Regions from separate parts of the Homo sapiens genome. Here all the other regions are linked to region 1. A link is a contact called in ENCODE Hi-C or POLR2A ChIA-PET data. All regions are on one chromosome and are shown on one strand. Each heading gives the region's core, a stretch centred on a gene start or an enhancer-like site at or near the end of the contact. The rest is flanking DNA. Distances are from core to core; before and after follow the strand shown. Region 1 holds the start of RASGRF1 (Ras protein specific guanine nucleotide releasing factor 1). Region 2 holds the start of ANKRD34C (ankyrin repeat domain 34C). Region 3 holds the start of CTSH (cathepsin H).

Region 1 (4,415 bases), core at 826-3,325:
TGGGTAGACACTGGCTGGAGAGGGGCAAGTTCTGAAGGGCTGAGAGCAAATTCTCTAGTCTGGCCTGGGACTGGCTCTTCCACATGAGTTCCCCAGGCTCCATTTGAGCTGAAGCTTAAGGAGCTGCCTGCTCTTTGCTCTTCTTTCCATCTGGGAGCCCCTGCTCACCACATGGCTTGTCATCCCCAGGGACCCACCCTCAAAAATTCCTGTCCACACTTCCCAGTCCTCAGAAACTATCTCCTAACACCCATTGGCTGAAGGTAGGGAAGGAAGAGATGTGCTAGAGAGACTGAGCTCGGATCTCTGTCCTGACAATTGGGAGGAAGACTTCAAGCGATGCTTTTATTTCAACCAATTCAATCACCACCAGTCTGTGTCTTCATGCAGCAGTGGCTTTTGAGATCTCGGTTGTCTTTTCAGAACATTGGGACGGCCTCAACAACTTGCATGACGCTGGGCAAGTGAATTTCTCTCTCTGGGCCTCAGTGTCCCCATCTAGGCAATCACCAGCCGTTAGGCCCTATGGATGGAAGGTTCCTGCCTGCAGTGGCATTTTAGGATCCACTATCATCTGCTTTATCTTCCTAGTGGCAAGGGACTGGACCAGATGCTTTTGGAAAGCGCACCAAGCTTAAAGGTGGCTCTCTCTGCAGGTGCCCCTCCTCCCTTCACGCCAGAGGCTCACCCCCACCCCGCCCGGGCTCCCTGTTAGAGCCAGGCCTGGCTCTTCAGCCTTGCAGCTCAGGAAACCAGAGCGCAGCGCTATAGCCGCGACTGCGGCGGCGGCGGCGGCGCAGGGGGCGGGGGAGGAGAGAAGCGCCCACTTCGTCCCGCTGCCTCCGCAGCAGCCCTGGCCCTAGCCCCGGCGCATCAGAGCGGTCCTTGGGAATCTTTGGGCTTGTTGCTCCGGCGGCCGCCAGCTGGGAGCCCACCACCGCTCGATGGTACCGAACCGACCCGTGTAGCCCCATAACCCCAGCCCAACTCCGAGGAGCTAGCGCAGACCGCTCTCCGCCCTCAGCTGCGGCGAGGCAAGGGCTGGCAGCGCTCGGACGCCTCCGTCTTGCCCTTCCCATGCCTAAGCGCGGGGAATTACACGTTCCCGGTGTAGAACAGACGATCGGGGCTATTAGGGCTGGGCGGTGGGAGTGGGGGTTGGGAGCACCATTTTTGGCTGGACGTGTGTCCAGACTCATCGTCTCTGGTCCTTAGGACCCCATCTTCCTCTGCATCTCCAGGTGTCGGCCCCTCTGTACCCGCCTCCCACGGGGCTCGTCCGGCGAAGGGCAGCCGCAGCCCACATCTACTCCCCGCCCTCAATCCCTGCCCCCTCTGCCCGCCGCAGTCACTCGCCTGGCTGGGAGCAAGCCTCCCCTCTCGCTGAGGGTGCAGAGAGCGCCTAGGGCGCCAAGAGTAGAGGGGCCAAAGTTCAAGCGCCATCAGCCAGCCGAAGGCCCTGAGCCCCCAGGGCCGCGGCCGGGACGCAGGGAGGTCAGGACGCGACGCTCGCCTCACCTGTTTCTCCAGCGGCTCCTTGGCCGACAGCGCCGGCTTGGGGGAGGGCGCGCGGTCGCAGACGCAGCCCTCCAGCAGGTAAAGCCCCGAGGGCCGCGAGCTCGAGTCGCTCTCGAAGTAGAAGAGCAGGTTCTGCAGCAGCGCGAACCACTTGGTTTGCCATTTTGTGTTGTCCGAACTCCGCTTGCTCAGGTAGCCTTTGCGCGTGCCGTCCTTGCGCGCCAGCAGTCCCAGGGACGCGACGTGGCCATCATTCAGCCGGATCCCCTTCTGCATGGTGCTCAGAGGCCAGCGAGACCCCACGCGCTTACATCTTCTCCGCGCAGCAGCCCCCCGTCCGTGCGCGCTGCGCGCTGCCTCTCTCTGGCGCTCGCTCGCTCGCTCCCTCTAGCTCTCCCCTCCCCCCAAATATCTACACTCCAGGATCTGGCGCCGAGCCGCGGCTTCTTGAATCCAGATATACCATTCCCCGCTGGAACCTCTTCTCCGCTCCGCAGAGCCCCAGTACCCGGAAGATGCCGCCCGACCCTCCTCCGGTGCCGGGCAAACTGAGGGACTGGCGATCTGCGCGCTGGCGAGGGGCAGGCGGAGTCATGTGACGCCGATCCCTCGAAGAGCCCGTTTCAGCAGCGCGGACAGGGACACACGCACGCAGCCCCGCCGAGGCGCAGAGCCGCGCGCAGGCTGCAACTTGGTGCCTCCTCCCCCTCCCCAGACACACACACACGCACACGCACACGCACACACTCAAACCCTGCCCTCCCTCCCCTCATCTCCCCTTCTCTCCCTCGGATGTTAAAAAGCAAATCAGATCAATTTTCGTTTAACCCAATGAAACCCCGAAGGCTCGCCATCCCGGGAGTTTGCGTCTTTGCGCCCCACCGCGGCGCACTGTAGACCTGGGGTTAAGTGCCAGTTGTCATTTTCTCCTCCAAAGGCTCGCCCCCCCCCCCCACTTTATTTCTAATACGAGGTGGAAGGAGGAAGGTGGGTGGCGAAATAGAGCTGCAAAAGCGTCCAGTCCTAGTCTTTGCATAGTCAGCCGGGTCACATTGAATTCCAGCATCCGGCTGCACTCCCGGCGGCTTCCCCAGCTACCTGAGGACAGTACAGGGGGTGAGATGGGGTGGTGGTTGGTGAACGTTGGTTACTTTATTTTATATTATTTTATTTTGAGAGTTGCCATAATTACCGGCGCCACCCCCCGTGCACCCTGAGGTCTGGTTGGCGAGCCGCTGCTGGGAGTTTTCTGCAAATACCCCCCAAAGCCTGAAGGCGGGCTTCAAACGCAGGCGCCGGGGACCATGGGAGCCTTCAAATAGCTGCGCTGGCGCAATGATACCTTAATGATAGATTTTCCGTTCTTATTTTTAGCTCTCATTCGCCTACACAGTTACACGGCATTTATCCGAGAACGTCACAGCGCCCGCATGCTGCACCGGGAGGGCGCGCGGGCCGCCGGGCGAGCCGGGAGCTGGGGCGGGGAGCGCGCATCGCTGTCTGCCGCAGAGGGCAGCGAGCTCGCCCCGACCCGGAGCAAGCCGCGCCTGGCCCGGGCGCTTTGCAGCGGGGATGGGTGCCCGCGCAGCCCTGTGAAGGAAAGACACCATCTTTCCGCACGGAAACTGCGTATACCCCTCCCCCGACACACACACACACACACACACACACACACACACACACACACACCCCACACTCACACACAGCACACACCACACACGCACAGATACACACCACACACCACACACCCACACACCACACACACCACACACACACACCACACACACCACACACACACACCGCACACACCACACACAAACCATACACCACACACACCACACACGCACACACACACGCCACACACACCGCATACACAAACACCACACACCACACACACACACCATACACCACACACCAACACACCACACACACACCACACACCCAAACACCACACACACCAAACACACACCACACACCCTACACACACACCACTCCCCACACCCCCCCACACCCCACCACACACACGCCACACACACCACACACAGACACCACACACATGCCACACACCACACACACACCACACACACACCACACACCACACACACACCACACACATGCCACACACCACACACATACCACATGCCACATACACACCCCCCACACTCCCCCACACCCCCCGCCACACACACACACAACCCACACCATACAAACACCACACACTACACACAACACCCCCACACTCCCCACACCACACACCACACACCACACACACTACACACACCACACCCACATACCACACACACCCCTACACACCCCTACACACCACACACACCCACACCCACACATACACCACACACCAGACCACACACCACACATACCACACACACCATGCACACCACACCACACACACCACACCACACACACACCACATAACACACCCCTCCCACAGACCAAACCTGGGCTGCACACACACACGCATCACACCTCACACAACACATGCAGCACACCACACACACATACACACACACATACACACACACACCCTAGTTTGGAGCCCTAGGGAAGGGCTTGGAAACCAGGCAGCCCTGTGTAGGTCACGGAAGAATCCACAGAGAAGCTCTGCTGTGGAGGAATGGAGCTGCCCCTGTCCTGAGCACAGTGAGGCAGGCCTGTGTTCCTGGAGTGGGAGCATTTTGGGGGAGGAACTGGCCTTGTTAACCTTAGTCCTCCCTCTAGTGCCATCGTTCCAGTCCTAGGGACCCCAAGGACTCAGTGGTGCTGATTTTTCTTCACAAATAATGAAAATAGGCTAGATGGCTAAGCCTTTTCATTCAGTCTTAATTTTCCCTACACTATCACCATCTTTTCTTCTCATTTGCTCTCTTCATGGAAGCAGA
Region 2 (4,415 bases), core at 777-3,276, 190 kb after region 1:
TTATGCCAATACATTAAAAAAGGTAGATGAAATGAACTTTTTTCCAGGTAAATATAAATTACCCAAAATTGACTCAAGATGGGTCAGATGATGAATATGCCAACAAGCATCAATGAATTTGAAAAGATAATCAAAGATCTATCCTTCTAAAATCCATCAAGTCCAGACAGTTTCATGGGTATGTTCTATTAAACCCTCAATGAACTGATAGTTAACTTGATAATTTAAATATTCCAGAGTGTAGGAAAAAACAGAATGCGTCCAAAATCATTCTATAAGGTTACCATAACCTTGCACCAAAGTTGAATGAGAACCCTCATCCCCTAAAAAGGAAAAAGAACACAATTTTTACTTATTAATATAGACGGAATAAACCTTATATTAACATAAGTAAATTATTGCAATCTAGCAGTGTATTTGTATAAAATAACATACATTAACCAAGTAGAGTTTGTTTTGAGAAATATAAAGTGTTATAAAGGTGGCATTCACATCAGTGAGCGAAGAATGGACTTTTTGAATTGGTGTTGGGACAATTGGGTTCTCATCTTTGTCAGTTCCTTACCTTACCCTGTGCACAAATACAGTTTCCAGATGAAATGGTAATCTAAACAACAGAGCTATACATTACTAGAACATTTAGGGAACTGTATGGTGATTCTGGGGTACGAAGCCTCCCTAGGCAAGATGGGAAATCTAGAAACCATGCAAGATAAGACATGTGTTTGACTACATAAACCTTGAAACTGCTTTAGAGAGAAAAACTCCACAAACAGTAGGCAGTCATTATAAATATTGGGTACTAGGAGGGTACATTTCTCTAAGTGATACTATAGACACACTAAGTGATAAAGGCAACTTATGGAATAATATTTTTGCCCTTAAAAGATAAAATTGATAATCCTCCAGCAAGCTTGATTTAAAAAATTGGGAATGGAGCAGTAGAAAACACAAATAAATAATATCAGCAATAAGGAGGCCCAGAACAGTTTTAGAGATGAAAATAAATATAAGGTGACACTATTTGTAACTTTGTGCCAGAAAATTTGAAAATGTAAATGAGATGGACAATATCCTAGGAAAATATAAATTACTAAAAATGACTGAAGAAGTAGGGATTTAAAAAACATAGGGCAAATAGAACCCCTGTGTGCATATACATGTATCTAGACGAAAATGCTGGTTACCTCTGGGGAACTGATTAGTGGGGGAAGGACACTGCAGGGTAGGGGAGGAGGGGGCACTCACTTTCTATTTTTTTTGGAAAGCATTTTAGTTTTTTTTTTTTTTGTAGAGACTTTTTTTTTTTTTTTTTTTTTTTTTTTTTTTTGGTAAGTCTCACTATGTTGCCTAGGCTGGTTTTGAACTCCTGGCCTCAAGCGGTCCTCCTACCTTGGCCTCCCAAAGCGCTAGGATTACAAGCATGAGCCACTTACTTCCTAAATACAATGCCTTATGCTTTCAATCATATGCAGCAACTATTAACTACTTTGTAAAAAGGAAACGAAGATTGTCCGCGAACGACTCCACAGGAGGCCCTGGGAATAGGTAGCGGGTGGGCTAAAACATTGATTTGGAATGAAATCCAACGGCCGTGGAACCAGCCCTGATCATCAAATTATTCCCAGTTTTGAGGATCGCACTGCACCCTCCTCTCTCCCTCTCTTTCCTACACCTTGGACAGACAGCCTGAGATTCCAGGGCGTGTGTGAAGGAAAGCCGAGGAGGGCAGGGCCGCAGAGAGAACAAAGGGGACACGAGTTCAAATTCCTGCCAGGGTCTGAGACCTGCAACGTCAGACTTTGGGAGCGTCCCCTCACTTCTCCGGACCCCAGGAGTGGCCGCGCCTGCTCCGCGCTCACCCTCGGGGAGTCTAGGAGCCCCCTGCTAAGTTGCTGAGCGAGTCGGAGCCCCAAGAGCTAGGGTCGAGGGGGTGGGGCAGCAGGCGCCTCTGCCGAGGCTGCAGGTAGGCACTTCCCCACCCCCGCGGCCCCCTCCTTCCTCCTTCCTCGCAGCTCGCACACCCACACAACCCTCGCCCGTCGCGGCTGGAGAGCTGCTCTCGGCGCCAGCGGGCAGCAGCGCGTCGTCAGCCAGCACAGCCGGCCGAAGACCAAGCCGGAGGTCTGGGGCTGCGCAGAGACCTGCACACCCGCAGCGCGGAACCGGGGGCGATTCCTATCTTTCTTTCATGCTTCTTTCTTTTTCTTAAAACCAAACCAAACCAAACCAAACCCAAAACTCCCCTGCTCCCACCGCAACTTGGAGGAGCGGTGGACCGATTTGAAGGAACTGACGCAGAGGTTTTATTCACGAACCTTGAAGAAGTTCTGGGCAAGTGACTCAACAGGACCCGCGGGGCCCGGGGTAGCCCCAGCTCCCGGCGCTGGTTCAGTCTGGCAGTGCCCTCTGGCAGCCAACCCGCAGCTGCAGGTAGGGGTGCTGGACGCCCCCTGATTTTGTTTTGGGAATAATAATGACACTACCTATAGCCTGGACCCAGGTGGCCTCGCTCGGCGATTGTCCCCACCAGGTAAGCGCACCCCCAGGGGTCTGCATTGGTCACCCGGGTGGGGACCTCGAGCTCCCGAGAAGTCGGTCCATGCTGTTTAGCCACAGGCAGGAGTGGGGAACTGGTAGGAGACAGCTTGCTTTTATCACAGGAAATTGTGGGAGACGGGAATGGAAGGCGGATTTAACATTTTTTATTTTTGCATTGACGCGTGGGGATGAGATGCGTAGGGGCCTGGATTCTTGTAGGAAATGGTTGCGGAGCGGGGCTGGGTGATAGGTGTCTGGATTTTTGCAGGGACTGAAGGGGAAGAAAGGTCGTCAGTTTTTGCAGAAACCTGTGAGGAACTGGCGGTGAGAGGTTATGATCCTGAAAATGTGCACGAAATTGTAAAAAGTAGGCACCTAAGCATTTCTGAGAAATGATGGGAGAAGCACTTACCGCCCTGGTTTCACCTGACCCCCATGCTCGGCCTTCTGGAAGATGCCCACAGACACTGGCAATAATGGACGCTGGCACACTCTGCCGGCGCGGCCGGAGCCCCGGAGTTCAGCACCTCGGACAGAGCCCGAGCCCCGCCGCCCGAGGCGCACAGTGAGCGTGGAACAGCCCGGCTCCCTAGCCCCCGGCCAACGCTGCTCTCAGTTCAGGGCAGCTACGTAACACCGCCCCTAGCTCCGCGCCAGAAAGGGCTCTCGAATCGCAAAAGCAAACGTGTTCGATTTCTGATCTGCTTCTAACTGCTTCCCGTGACTGCAGAAGGAAGAGGCGGAGTGTAAAGATATCTCCCAAGCTTCCGCGAAAACTACAGGCAAACTGTGTGGCCTCCCCGGATTTCGGAAGGTGTACCCAAACTTCTTTAAAAATCTAGCATTTATTAAGCGCTTACCATGTGCCAAGGCCCCGTGCTAAGCCAGTGCACCACAAATTTGTGTCCTATGAGTATCCCCATTTTACAGATGAGAAAACTGAAGCAAGAGAGGCCGAGTAACTTGTCCAGGTTTATGGAACTAGCAAATGGTATGGCTGCGCTCTTAAACGCTGCCAGATTGCAGTGGTGGGAGGATGTGCTTGAGTGGAATTCCCTGCGTGAAATAGCTCTGAACTTGGGATCAGAGGAACAGAGTTTAAATCAAAGCTGTAGCACTTAAAAACGTGTGCCCTTAGACAAAATTACTAAATGTGTCTGAACTTCAGATTTTAACTATCTGTAAATACTTGATAATGCTTTCCTTGCAAAAGTGTCAGGGGAGGGTGGCCAAGGAGATCATATGTGTGGAAAGACTGGCAAACTGGGAATTGTGGTTGGGTGTTAGGGGCTGAAAGGAAGGAGCAGGTAATTAGAAGAGAAGGAGAATTGGTGGTGAACACTTCCCTCAGCACACTCCAAAGGGACTGGGCACAGAGCGGGGCTCAGTGGGAGGAATTCTGGATGAGCTTAGTTCAGTGTGTAATAGCCTCTTAGATTTTTTAACAGGACTTTATAGAGAGTGTGGACATATTGCCTACCATTTGATCCTTATAACAATGTTGTTAAGTAGGCAGGACTGGGGTTATTCTACTTGTTTGGCAAAATGATGCTTGCCCAAAATTACTCAGGTACTTAGTAGCAGAGCTGGGATTAGAATCCAGATCTCCCGCCTCTCTAGCTTATAATCCTTCCACATGGACTGGCACATCCTCAGGAGCTTGAATTATGGGGCAGTTAAGCACTAAAGTGTATTTAGACAAGTACTATAAATATGTGACATTAATGGTTTTTAAAACCATTTTGAAACAGCAGTTTCATATGGATTAATCTCATAAATGTTTATTGATTATATTCTATTTTGTTCCACAAAGAATTTAAAGCAATTTAGAAGGCTCCACAAGATGTCAGGTTTGCACGTATTCGAAGTAGTCG
Region 3 (4,415 bases), core at 1,197-3,696, 150 kb before region 1:
ATGCCAGATATGAACGATTTATTACCGTTTTGTCTTTTTGTTTGCTGTCCCTATTGTTTTTATACCCATGGGTTCAGGTTCAGATTGAATGAGAGGAAAGAGGTTCCCCCTTGCCTTCAGGGGCTCTCTCCCAGTTTTAGCAAAGAGGACACTTGGAAATAAAAGGTCTGTAAATGGATTTCCAGAACACTCTCTGCCGGCATCACTTGAAATATCTTCCTGTTTCCCCAAGGATCCATACCTCCAGTGTGAAGATCACTACCACACAGCATTTAGATCTCCGTTTTTGGGTCTCGAACCTGTTCCAGAGACCAATCTATGGCCGTTTTCCCTGGGGAAAATGCACATTTCCTCAACATGGCTCCCTTTAGGGTTTCAGGGGATTCCAGATCTTGATTAAGGGCCCTGCTGCAGCTGAGGGCTTTAGAGGAAGACAGACCTCAACTCAGGACAAGAGTTGGAGGCAGGGTTTGAGTTTAGGACAATTGACTACCAGTTTGCCTCTGGAGAGATTATTCTGGGGCCAGAATAATCTGCTGGTGAACCGTGCCTTACCCTAAAATAGATCCATTCCAATCTAGTCAGGACTTTAAAAGTGCCATAATACCTTGCCTGGATTTACAGCAGGTTTCAGGAAAGTACAGTATTCCCCTGTTTGTTTGTTTGTTTGTTTTAGATGGAGTCTTACTCTGTCACCCAGGCTGGAGTGATCGCCACCTCTCAGTTTCAAGCGATTCTCCTGCCCCAGCCTCCTGAGTACCTGGGATTACAGGCACCTGGCTACCACACCCAGCTAATTTTTGTATTTTTAGTAGAGACAGGGTTTCACCATGTTGGCCAGGCTGCTCTCGAACTCCTGACCTAAAGTGATCCGACTGCCTCGGTCTCCCAAATTGCTGAGATTACAGGTGTGAGCCACCGCAGCCGGTCCCTGACTCCTGTTTTAGTACAGCTCCTGGGCTACAAACGGTTTCTTACAATTTTAAATGGTTAGAAGAAACATATTTCGTAGCACCCAAAAATCCCTTGAAACTGAAATTTCAGTGGCCATAAAAATCATTTATTAGAACCCAGTTACACTGACTCACTTACATACAATCTATGGTTGCTATCACACTACCATGGCAGAGTTAGTAGTTGCTACAGAGACCACCATAAAGCCTAAGTTATTTACCGTCTGGTCTTTCACAGAAAAAGTTTGCCAAGCCCTGCTCTGGAATTCAGACAGCCTCTCAGCGCCAGCCTTCTCCAGGCAGCCCTCGCTTGCGGCAGCTAGGTTTTCCTTAGGCGGGAACTGACCTGGAGCTGGGCGCCCACTGAGGTTTGCAAGGCTGGGGAGCTTTTTAAATAAATAGGTGGGAAGGAATGAGGCAACCCTCTGGCCCAGATTCAGCCTCAGTGATCTCTGTCCCATCCCCTGAGCCTCTAGCTGGGGGAAAGCCCTGTCCCGTTCCTCCAGAGCTCAGGGCACCCCCCCTCCCTAGGTTCTTGGCTCCTTGGGTTGTTTCTTGGCTACTTTTCTCGGTGAAGGGGGCAGGTGGTCTTTAAGTTCAGAGCCTGTGGGCTGAGGCTGGGACCAGGGACAGTAGGAAAGGAGGGAGGCAGTAGGGAAGAGCAGGCTCCTTGCCTTCAGCCAGGGGAGGTGCCTGAGCCCGGGCAGTAGACAGGATGCAAGGGCAGCACGAAGCTGGACCAGTCGCAGCCAATCTGGCCAACAAGAGGAGTCCTGGGGCTCCACCTGACGCCATGGGCCCTGGGGTGCTGTTAAAAGCGCTGTTGGTCTGAGTGCTTTCCCTGGTGCCGTTGCACAGGGATTCACTGTTCCAAACAGCCCGTCCAACCTACTCTACAGATGGGACTCCCAAGACACTACGGGGATCCCCTGTGTGCCAAGTCCCGGGGGAAGCTGCTAGAGAAGGCTGGGACGTCCTTGCTCACCTCTGGCAGGGACAGATCAGAGTCCTCTGTGTGACACTCTGTGTCCCCAGTTGAGGAAGGCGGAAGGAGCTGCGGGCTCCTTTGGTATTCTAGGCTGGAGAGCCACCTGGCTAGGTGGGACCCTGGACACTCAGCCCATCTGCTCCTCTGGTCCTACAAGCCGCCCACCCTCCGAGAACCCCCGCCTATAATGCAGTTTACCCCTCCCCGTGCCAGCACGCAGAGTTCCTGGCCTCTCACCGGGGAAAGCTCTGCCCCGTTCCTCCGGAGCCCAGTGCGCCCCTGGCCAAGTTCTCCCAGCGTCCACTCTAGGGCCTGCTAGCACCCTCTCGGGCGGCGCGCCCTCTGCGTACCTAAGGAGTTCACGCACAGTTCGGCGGCACCGCAGACGGGGACTCCCAGGAGCCAGGCCCCGGCGCAGAGCAGCGGCAGCGTGGCCCACATCGCAGCGCTGGCGGCTTGGCTCTTGCGCTCAGGGTCCGCGGAGGTGGCGGCCCAGAGCGTCAACTGGGAGCGCGGGGGGGGAGCGGCACGAGCGTGGAGGAGCGGCGGGAGCGCGAAGGGGCGGAGCGAGCGCGGGGCGGAGCGAGCGCGGGGCGGGGTGGGCGGTACTCCCCCGAGGCCGGGCTCGCGGGAGGGGGCGGCGCCGACTAACTCGCCAGCTCTAGTTCACCTGTCGGCCGGCCGCGTCGCTCCCTTATCTCCTCTGGGAGGAAGGGCTTATCTGGGTATCAGGCCTGGCTGAGTCCTGGATCTGCCTGGACTGGCTGGCACCGCGCGGGGAGGTCTCAGCCTGGCCTCTCCCTCTCCCAGCCTGTCGCCATCCCCACGTCCCCCATCTCCCTGCGTGTCCCCACCTCGCACCCCCCCATCTCCCTGCCTATCCCCAACTCGCACCCCTCATGTCCCTTCCTGTCCCCACCTCACACCATGTCCCTGCCTGTCTTCACCTTGCACCCTCCATCTCCCTGCCTGTCCCCACCTCGCTCCCCCTATGTCCCTGCCTGTCTCCACCTCACACCCCCATCTCCCTGAATGTGCCCACCTCCCACCCCCTATGTCCCTGCCTGTCCCCACCTCCCACCCCCATGTCCCTGCCTGTCCCCACCTCGCACCCCCATGTCCCTGCTTATCCCCACCTCGCACCCCCCCATCTCCCTGCCTGTCCCCAACTCACACCCCCCATCTCCCTGCCTGTCCCCACCTCAGACTCCCCATGTCCCTGCCTGTCTCCACCTCACACCCTTATGTCCCTGCCTGTCCCCACCTCGCACGCCCCACGTCCCTGCCTGTCCCCACCTCGCACTCCCCATGTCCCTGCTTGTCCCCACCTCGCACCCCCCATCTCCCTGCCTGTCCCCACCTCACACCCCCCATGTCCCTGCCTGTCTCCACCTCACAGCCTTATGTCCCTTCCTGTCCCCACCTCGCACCCCCCATCTCCCTGCCTATCCCCACCATACCCCTATGTCCCTGCCTGTCCCCACCTCACACCCCCATGTCTCTGCCTGTCCCCACCTCACACCCCCATATCCCTGCCAGTCCCCACCTCACATCCCCCCATCTTCCTGCATTTCCCCACCTCACACCCCTATGTCCCTGCCTGTCCCCGCCTTGCACCTCCCATCTTCCTGCCTGTCCCCACCTCACACCCCCTCATGTCCCTGCGTGTCTCCACCTTGCACCCCCATCTCCCTGCCTGTCCCCACCTCATACCCCCCATGTCCCTGTGTGTCTCCACCTCAGACTTTCCCCCACACTCCCCACGTCTCCCTGCCCTGGTTAACCACATTTCCCTGGCTTCCCTTTTGCTTGGAGTGGACTTACAACTGAAGAAGCTAGACGACCTCCTTGTGAATTGTTTTGCCCCCTCAACAGACATTTTAGTCTTTCTGCTGAGGAAGCTACATTAAGAGCTGTAGGGCCATTCTCTGTAGTTTGCAAAGCTAAAGAAGATGGTATGTAAGGGTCTGGGTGTGAGACAGACAGAAGAACGTGCGTTCCAGGCTGAGGAGGCCGGTGCTGTCACTGCTTTGGGTGAGGAGAGGGTGATTCAGACCAGCCTGTGCCGTAGCCTCAAATGCCCAGTGATGCCCTGTTCTTCACTTACATCATCACCTTGCAAAGTGGCATGTTGTTGACCCCCCATTTTACAGATGAGGAAACTGAGGCCACAAGAGTAGATGGTAACTTTCCCAGTCTGTGCGCAGAGAGTGTCTGAACCCAGCCTTGACCTACTGCAGTGCTCTCTGCTCTGGGCTTGCTCTTTCTCTGTCTCTTCATTTTTAAATTTTTATTTATTTATTTTGAGACAGGGCCTGGCTCTCTTGCCACCCAGGTTGGAGTTCAGTGGCATCATCACAGTTCACTGCAGCCTTGGCCTCCCAGGCTCAGGAGATCCTCCCACATCAGCCTTTTGAGTAGCTGGGACCACAGGCTCGTACCATCACGCCCAGCTAGTTTTTTTGTATTTTTAG

Evidence for each region. A loop is a pair of places that touch in the nucleus more often than their neighbours do. ChIA-PET counts read pairs that join two places held with the same protein, here RNA polymerase II (POLR2A). Pooled maps may share reads with other maps.
Region 2: a loop to region 1 is called in a pooled map, with 7 times the contacts of the local background. The contact joins the promoter of ANKRD34C here to the promoter of RASGRF1 in region 1. A Hi-C loop is called at or near these places in 1 of 50 pooled maps. POLR2A ChIA-PET finds 5 or more read pairs at or near these places in 3 of 52 experiments (MCF 10A, Panc1 and activated naive CD4-positive, alpha-beta T cell).
Region 3: a loop to region 1 is called in a pooled map, with 2.4 times the contacts of the local background. The contact joins the promoter of CTSH here to the promoter of RASGRF1 in region 1. A Hi-C loop is called at or near these places in 3 of 37 single-sample maps with no recorded cell type and 3 of 50 pooled maps. POLR2A ChIA-PET finds 5 or more read pairs at or near these places in 1 of 52 experiments (Panc1).

What each region holds. Positions count from the first base shown.
Region 1 is chr15:79,088,705-79,093,119 of GRCh38, forward strand. It overlaps RASGRF1 (Ras protein specific guanine nucleotide releasing factor 1), which reads right to left and starts at 2,076. Exons shown (of 27, transcript NM_001145648.3): 1 at 1,519-2,076. The coding sequence starts at 1,794.
Region 2 is chr15:79,280,696-79,285,110 of GRCh38, forward strand. ANKRD34C (ankyrin repeat domain 34C) reads left to right here and starts at 2,027. Exons shown (of 2, transcript NM_001146341.2): 1 at 2,027-2,533. It overlaps ANKRD34C-AS1 (ANKRD34C antisense RNA 1), which reads right to left and starts at 3,250. Exons shown (of 2, transcript NR_038997.1): 1 at 2,954-3,250. RefSeq lists an enhancer at 1,962-2,501 and a silencer at 2,153-2,351.
Region 3 is chr15:78,942,600-78,947,014 of GRCh38, forward strand. CTSH (cathepsin H) reads right to left here and starts at 2,447. Exons shown (of 12, transcript NM_004390.5): 1 at 2,292-2,447. The coding sequence starts at 2,382. RefSeq lists enhancers at 650-699, 1,130-1,179, 1,640-2,178, 2,179-2,717 and silencers at 1,568-1,862, 2,300-2,649.